Regions from separate parts of the Homo sapiens genome. Here region 2 is linked to region 1. Evidence: chromatin contacts called from ENCODE Hi-C or POLR2A ChIA-PET data. All regions are on one chromosome and are shown on one strand. The core of a region is the stretch at or near the end of the contact, and the rest is flanking DNA. Distances in the headings are between cores, read along the strand shown. Region 1 overlaps WDFY2 (WD repeat and FYVE domain containing 2). Region 2 overlaps WDFY2 (WD repeat and FYVE domain containing 2).

Region 1 (4,091 bases), core at 575-3,074:
GCTTTTACAAATAATGCCTAACATGCCTGCGCTGAGAAAGTGGCAGATCTACACATATCATACGCAGAGTTGTTCTCTACCTGATGGGGCAAAACCAACCACATGTTCTTGGTTCCTCCAAACGAATGACATTACTTGACATTACTGCCTGAGTGTATCTTCACAATAGCAAAATGGTTTGAGATTAAGCATTTGGAATCTTATGTCATTTTGTATGGGGTCAATCCACCATAACGTGTTTCTCATTTGGTTTTAATTATTTCCAGAAATCATAAAGTCACAAAACTGGAAGGGATCTTCAGAGATCTAGAGTGTTTCAAGCAGAAAACACATTAGTTATACAGGGCAGTTAGATATGGCTGAGATGTAAACAAGAGAATCTAAAAGAATGTTCAAGGAATAGCTGTTTTTGAACATTACTTAGTAATGGCATGAGTGGGAGGAGAGACTTTCAGCACCTTGAGACAGGGCGCTCTCTGGAACCAGCTTTGTTCCTCTTATCGAAAGCATATATGACAGTTTTTTTGGCTCCGGCCCTGTGGTGGGGGAGGTAATTATTGCCTTCATCCACATAAATTCCTTCCTATACATTCCCCTCAGACCACCCCAGAGGCAAAACTGAAATGGAAATCCAGTGGCACTTAAAATTCACCCTGCCCCGTTTGGCTGCGATTCCCAGGCTTACAGCACTGCCCTTATGGAATATCACATTTTCATTTTCTGAGATTCATTTTATAAAAGTAAAGGCCAGGTGCCATGGCTCACACCTATAATCTGAACACTTTGGGAGGACAAGGTGGGAGGATTGCTGAGCCCAGGAGTTCAAGACCAGCCTGGGCCACACAGCAAGATCCTGTCACTACCAAAAATTCAAAACTTAGTTGGGTGTGGTGGCACACACCTGTATTCCCAGCTACTCAGGAAGCTGAGGCGGGAGGATCACTCGAGCCCAGGAATTCAAGGATGCAGTGAGCTATGATTGCACTACTGCAGTCCAGCCTGGGCAGCAGAGCAAGGCCCTGAATAAATAAACAAAAGTATAATTTATTTTTGCCTGATATTAATCACTTCTTAAGGCCCAAATTTTTGTTTTTAAGCAAAAGGATAGCTCTAAGTGTGGGTTGCAGTTACTGGACATAAATATTCACTAAATGAGATTCCTTTGGTTATGGCTGTTCATAGAATTTTAATTCTATGTCAGTGTTCTTGTTCACTAAGATATTTCGAAGTGAGAGAAAGCATTTTACCAATACATTCTTATTTTTTCTCCTTTAAAATAATATTGAATTTTTCCTGGTACGAAGACAGATATTTATTAACTTGATTGGAAAACACAGAAATTAAGATCATGTTGAACACTGAGTTATCTAGATGATCCCTGAGATTTGAATGTTCATGTCAACCGTGTTGAGCGCTCACCAGCCACCAGGCTTTAGGCACTGGCAGTGCAAGGTGTCTGAGGCCCATTCTCAGGCTGGGCAGAGGTCACACAGTGAGTAAATGGGTCTTTTCAGTGCAATGTGGTTATGATAGAGGCATGCCAGGGTGCCACTAACCCAGCAGGTGTGGCAGGAGGGGCTTCACAGAGGAAAGGGACTTTGAGCTCAGTGTTAAAGGATGAGGAGTGAGTCATAAGGGGGAAAAATGGAAATGACTTTCCAGGCTTCAGAAACAGCATAAACAAACAAAGGCCTGAGAGCTGGAGTCAGTGTGGTGTGTCCAGGGATCACAAGTGGGCTGGAGCTGCCGGAGAACAGCCAAGTGGCTCAGCTGCCATCCCAGAATTGAGCTCGTCACTATCAGATGCTGCTGCTCCCTGGCCTCAGAGGAAAGCAGCACACAGCTCACCACGAGGGGTTTCCCCAGAGGCTCCTCCTGCAGCCAATGCTACTATTAGTTTATATTATAATAGTATCAGTTTCTTTTTCTTTGGAAATCCCTAGAACTGTTAACTGAAGGTGACTCAGGGTAACTAATTCTGGATCTTTGGGTGCACAGCCTCTCACTGGAGTCTGAGAGGAGGAGGTGGAGACTATCAGTGCACGGCCCGCAACCAGGAAGGACTCCCAGACTAACGCCAAAGGTGTGTTGGGCTCAGCTGCTCCACTGTGGAAAAGGAAAGCCCTGGCCCTGTGGCAGGAGAGGATTGTTCTAGTCAAGTGTGGCGTTGCACGGACAGGCGGTGCCGAGTGTTTGGGTGCAGACACAGGCAGCTGCTGCCCTCCACTTCCTGCTCTTGCAAGTCACAGATGATTCCAGTACAATGTGGGAGGTCCTCCTTACAGGGGCACTTGCAACAGGAAGGCAGAGAGTTTCGTCAATTCAGGTACAGGTCTGTCTGGGAGACCTGGCCCTGTGGAGGCAGGAACACCGTGCAGGGGCATGGCAGCGCCTGTCTTTGCTATCACATCATTTGCCTTTTCCTTGTAGGACCCAAAGATCTATGTCCAAAACTTAGTCCAGAAACATCTGCATTCCTGTTTAAACTTCAGCTCAGTTTCTTAACCAAGAACCACGTCAACCCTCCAGGGTTGTGGTTTGTATTTTTGCCTTTAAGCATTATCTCCTTTCCACCAAGAAGCCTACTTAGGTTTAACACATGAAAGCAGTGTCTAAAAATTAGATCGGTCCTAAATTGGAATGGGATGTCTTCCTTGCATGTCCCATACCAGGGAATTTTTTTAACACACAGTGTAGAGCCTTTGCCAGAGATGTTGAAAGGGAGATTAAAGGCTTGAGGGATGAATTTGATCATCATTCTTAAAGTCCCTTCCAATCCTGTGATTCTCTGATTCCCTGAGTCTCGTTTATTATTGGACATGCCTAGCCCATCACCAGTGACCTGCCCGCATATTGCTGGCTTCCCTTGGATAACGGAGAGCCTATCACCACATGCCTTTGTTGTCTTCCATCATATCAAGTGAGTTGCTTTCTGGACTTTTTCCATCTAGAGCCTGCTAGGTTTGGTTTTGAGAAAAGATGGTGAAGTTTCTTTTCATGAGTTTGTAGGGCAAAAAAAATTCTTTTTAAAGATGGTAAGGGTGGAAATTAATCATGGTACCATCTCATTAAAAATAGATACCTCAAAATGTTTACCTTTACAAGTCAAGAAGAGTATCTGACTTTCTTGGAAGTGTCAAGAATTGCAGGTTGGCTGAAAAGTTAGATTGAGAATCTGACCTTGTTACTTATGATTCTTTTTTCCCTTGGTTCTCGGGGATGCATGAGAAGGTGAGCTGTCACTCACAAAAAAAGGGAAAATGATTTGAAAAATGTTTCACATATACACTTTTTATCATTTTAGTGGATGGCAGCCTTACGTCAGTAGTATATGCCACTATGAAGTATGGCCAAAACCCTAGCGTCACTTGTAACCATTGTACTCTTATGGATTTGTGTCTTACACCATTTGCCTTGCTTTTTAAATGACTTTGTTTTTCAAGGTGCTGTCATTTTGCAAAAGGAAATCTTTATATGAAATGTACAAAAACCGTTACTAACTGGACAACAGGGAAGGTGCTGGCCCCACATTAGTGCCTGCCCACCGCTCTACTTCTAACCAGGGACACGGATCTTCCATTCTCTACATCCACCGGACTGCAGCCCAAGTCTGGACCTGGCTGCAGTGGGCATATTACCGTATGGATATCTTTTTCTTTCTTTTTTTAAAGTGAGGAGATTCTTCAGGGGGTCAGGCTGAGAATGTAATAAGCCTGACATTGGAACAGATTTCTCCCGTGTGGTCTAGCTGGACCCCTCCGGCATTTGCCACACTCCCTGCCAGTCCTGACATTGACTTCCTGAATGTGATTAGGTGGTAATGAGCAAGAATTTCCTAGGATATTGAAACATCTGTATCCAGGCCCCCAATCAAATGCTGCTGAATATTGTGAATGTTTTTACTCCGCTCACTTTCCCACTGTGCTTTCCTCTAACCAAAATATACGTGTAGCCATTACCAATGTACAACTCTCAATGCGGAGTTGCCGCCACGGTTTAAAATAAATCTCTGTGAAAACCTTTCTGCAGCTATGGTCCCATCACGGTTACATGTGGCCACGCACACACCGACAACCTTGCTGTGCTGTTTA
Region 2 (4,091 bases), core at 939-3,438, 60 kb before region 1:
GCCACTCCTTGAAGAAATAATGATATGAATTTTTAAAGTGACAAGTTGAATAATGTTATTACTGAGAAAATCATGGTGAAGAAAATTCATTTGTAGATAAGCTTCTTAAAGGGGGCTGGAATGGAAAAATGAATAAGCAAAGGAACTTTATTGCTTTGTATATTCTCTCACATCATCTCCTACTTTACCTTTGTGATGTTTATCACAATAAAATAATATTTCCTTCTAAAAAATTACACAAACTGCTAAACTCAGGAAGACCCGGATAGCAAGTAAGGCATTTAGGTGTCTGTCTTCCCATCCCCCTTTTTTTAAGTTATCAAAGAAAAATCCTGTATGCTTCCAAATATTTTGAAAAGATTAATTGCGTTGTTTCTAAACTCAGATGAAGGCATCAATTTATTATACTTTGCAGCTTTCCTTATGTTTTATAATATACTCTTAAAGAATACCTGGATATTTTGCTTTTGAATGAAGTCTAAGGACTCAAAACCTGGCTGGATCTCATAAACAATCAGCTTCTACATACAGGTCACTGTATACGCAGATGCATGGGTGAAACAACAGACACTTATGTGTCCCCACCAAGGGTATATATAATGCGCGATACAGAAACTGATTTTTTCAGTAAATTTGACATTCAGACTAATCTCATTACATTGAGAAGTGCTTTTGTGTGACCATTATTAATTACCTACTGTGCCAAGGTACTGTGCCCGGTGTCCTGGGGATACAGGGATGAGTAAGATGCAACCTTCAGATGCTTATAGTAAGTAAGGGGAAATAAATTACTAATCTTAGAAAAATAATCTTTAAAATATCTAATTTATTTCTTTAGCAGAAATGCTATCCATTTCCTTACTGGTTAGAGCCTTGCAAATTTTTAGCTGTGGCACCCTTGAAAGAAAAATATTTTGAATTAGGTTTATCTTCAGAATCGACCGGTATCAAGATGCTGAACTGATCTGGTTTTCTTCTTGTGCATACACAAAAAGTCAACACTTATAAGGTAAAATTATGATAACTGCATTGGATCATAATTTTGATTGTTACTTTTAAAAGGGTACAAAAATTCTGAGTTGATGGGCAAAATACTAATGTTGGATGTAATCGTCATGACAATTCGCTTTATTCAGTCTGGTTTTACCAAATATAGTCATTCACTTAAAGAATTTATTTTTGTTTAATAGTTTTCTTTTCTTTTACAGGAGTTTATATTGTCAGAAGATTATAACAAGATGACTCCTGTGAAAAACTATCAAGGTAGGGAGTGAGAGGAGTACCTTCATTACCCAGATTCTAAAATACTTCTTGGTGGTTTTCACTGCCACAAGAGAATACATACTTTACAATCATCAGGGAAACAAAACAGAGCAACCTTTTGAGTGAGTGTTATCCCTGTGTTTTGAATTAAGAAACTGAGGCCCAATGAGGTTGGGTGGCTTGCCTGGGGTTCTAATTAAGTGCAGAGCCAGATCAGGTCAGCTTGACTCCCAAACCCACAGCCTTTGTCTTCCTACTATACCATGCTGCTTTTCAACGTACAGCAGGTTTAGAAAGTGGGTCCAGTAAAAAGCTGCCTTAATAGGACTCATCTTGTATTTGGTTAAATGTTTTAAAAGTGCTCAGAGTGTGTTGTCCAAGGGGAAGAATTGTGGTTTTATCATGTCTTCAACATTGACAGGCCATCTGACAACAATTTTTGGAAGGGATTTCTTTATTCAGACTAACAATGTTGTGGAACCAGAAAGTTTGAGGTAGACCTTTTAACACTTAGAGGTCATTTCCTCCAATTCTCTTGACTCGCCTTTAATGAGAGGATGATCATCCAGCCTCTACTTTAGTACCTCCAGAGACACAGGAACCATTGTGATTTTGGAAAATTCTAAGCATTAAGTTCTTTATTTTAAAATTTGGAGCTAAAATTTATTTCTCTTTATTCTTTAATTTTCTCACATATCATTCATCAAATATTTATTGAGTGTCTATTGTGTTCTGGTAACAGAATTGTAATAGTGAACCAGACATGTATAGTGTCTGTGCATAAGCAGTTTATAATCATGGAGAGGATACGGATGGTAAGCAGGCCATTAAAACATTGTGTGATAAGTGATAAATGTTCCTCTATTGGTGTTTGCTTAGCCTGTTGGACCTACAGAAACTGAGTACAATCTCTCTTACACATGACAATCTTTCAGTTATTTTAAAACAGCAGTGAAAGTTTCTGCCCCTTCCCTTCTGTCTCCTGTTTCAATCTTGAGTGTTCTGCTCTCACTTCTCTTTTCCAGCCTATATATTTTACATCTGTAATTTTTATTTTAAGTTACCTGAGCCTTTATTCTTTAAAACAGTTTTTACATGTATCCTATAAATATATGCAATTATTATTTATCAAGTTTTAAAAATACATTACTTAAAAAAATTTTTTTAATTGGCTTGGTCACATATTTGGGATATCATATGGTACCTTTAAGACCATTTGAAAATATGATACCCTGTGGTAGGTAACCTTTAAGATGGTTCCTAATGATCATTGCCTCCTGGAATTTACCCTGTACCTCCAGTGTGGGCTAGACCTAGAATATGGCAAGTGATGGATATCACTTCTGAGATTAGGTTACAAAGATACCAAAACTTCCACCTTGTTTGCCCACTCTGTGCTTTTGTGTGCTTGCTCTGATGAAAGCCAGCTGCCATGTTGTGAGCTGCCCTGTGGAGAAGCCCACGTGCTGAGGAACTGAGGGAGGCCTTGTCAACAGCCAGTAAGGGACTGACACCCTAGTTTAATAGCCCACAAGGAACTGAATCCAGCCAGTACTATGTAAGAGAGTTCGGAAGCAGATTCTCCCCATCAAGGTTTCAGATGAGACTACAGTTCCATTCCACACCTTGATTCCATCCTGTGAGAGACTTTTTGACAGAGGCATGCAGCTAAACTGCACCAATACTTCAGACTCTGAGATAATTAACATTTACTGTTTTAAGGCACTAAGTTTTGGGGTAATCTGTTACACAGCAATAGGTAACTAATACATCCATGTAATCTGATAAGTACAAAATTATATTTCCCTTCTCTCTTTTCCTGAGCACTGTTCTTATATAGGGTGAATTTCTGGCAGCCATGTGGAGCAATCAACTCAAGCTCCTCCACAGTTCTCACTTGAATTGTTTGTTTTTTTCTTTGTTTTTTTTTTTAATTTTTAATTTTTATGGGTAGATAGTAGGTATATATATTTGTGGGGTATATGTGACATTTTGATAGAGGCATGAAATACACAATAATCACGTAAGGGTAGATGGGGTATCTGTCGCCTCAAGTATTTATCCTTCATGTCACCAACAATCCAATTATACTCTTTTAGTTATTTTAAAATGTATTGAGTTATTTTAAAGCTATATCTTCAGTACTTTTGAAGCTGTTTCTTGTTTTTATTTTTGTTTTTAGCCTAAATGCTGGACTTTACATCCTGTTATTCACAATCTCATTTTATTTAGCCCATCACCTCAGCTTACCAAGATATTTAGAAATCCCAGTTGTCATTAAATATATTAATTTCTGACTAATTTTGTGTTTTTCTTAAATGTATAAGCATAACATGCCATTTCCTATGTCTTTGTTAAAATAATGTTTGGCCTCACAGGTATAAGTATAATGAGCATATCACTAGAAACTTCTCTTCATATGCCATTATTCTTTGAGTCTCTTAATATTTCATATAAGTTCATTTTATCTACAGAGGATTACAAAAAATTGATAACTAGAGTACTATGGAAACCTATTCTCCACAAATTCCTGGAGATAATGATAAAGTGACACTTCGTGTTGTTTTTGTCATTCTTCTTAATACAATACTAGGCTCATGGGAGATACAAATAAAAAAATTTCTATGAGCCAGAACCAAAGAGAGAACTAAAACTCAGAGTGATACACATATAATCTGTCATTGCAGCTGTCTTGGGGAGATGGAGAACCAGTAAGAGATAGATACTTGTGTATGAACATGCACTTGGGGACAAGAAATAAGGCCTAGGGCCTGAGTGAGATGAAAAATTGGAACTGAGATTTCCATAAAAGGCTGAATCTCATAAAG

What was found. A loop is a pair of places that touch in the nucleus more often than their neighbours do. ChIA-PET counts read pairs that join two places held with the same protein, here RNA polymerase II (POLR2A). Pooled maps may share reads with other maps.
Region 2: a map with no recorded cell type shows a loop between it and region 1 (3-fold over the local background). The contact joins two enhancer-like sites. A Hi-C loop is called at or near these places in 1 of 37 single-sample maps with no recorded cell type and 2 of 50 pooled maps. POLR2A ChIA-PET finds 5 or more read pairs at or near these places in 8 of 52 experiments (AG04450, GM12878, H1 and 5 more).

The regions. Positions count from the first base shown.
Region 1 is chr13:51,762,772-51,766,862 of GRCh38, forward strand. It overlaps WDFY2 (WD repeat and FYVE domain containing 2), which reads left to right. Exons shown (of 12, transcript NM_052950.4): 12 at 1-4,091. It also overlaps a transcript of DHRS12 not described here. Among named protein-coding and RNA genes, the nearest start is that of DHRS12, 39 kb to the right of the region's middle. RefSeq lists an enhancer at 1,750-2,069. Within about 2 kb of position 1,825, at least 29 of the 41 ENCODE cell types and tissues checked have a DNase peak (open chromatin) inside an H3K27ac peak, as active enhancers do; they include GM12878, where a contact is called at or near this core.
Region 2 is chr13:51,702,388-51,706,478 of GRCh38, forward strand. It overlaps WDFY2 (WD repeat and FYVE domain containing 2), which reads left to right. Exons shown (of 12, transcript NM_052950.4): 4 at 1,209-1,263. Among named protein-coding and RNA genes, the nearest start is that of DHRS12, 100 kb to the right of the region's middle. Within about 2 kb of position 2,189, at least 2 of the 41 ENCODE cell types and tissues checked have a DNase peak (open chromatin) inside an H3K27ac peak, as active enhancers do; they include GM12878, where a contact is called at or near this core.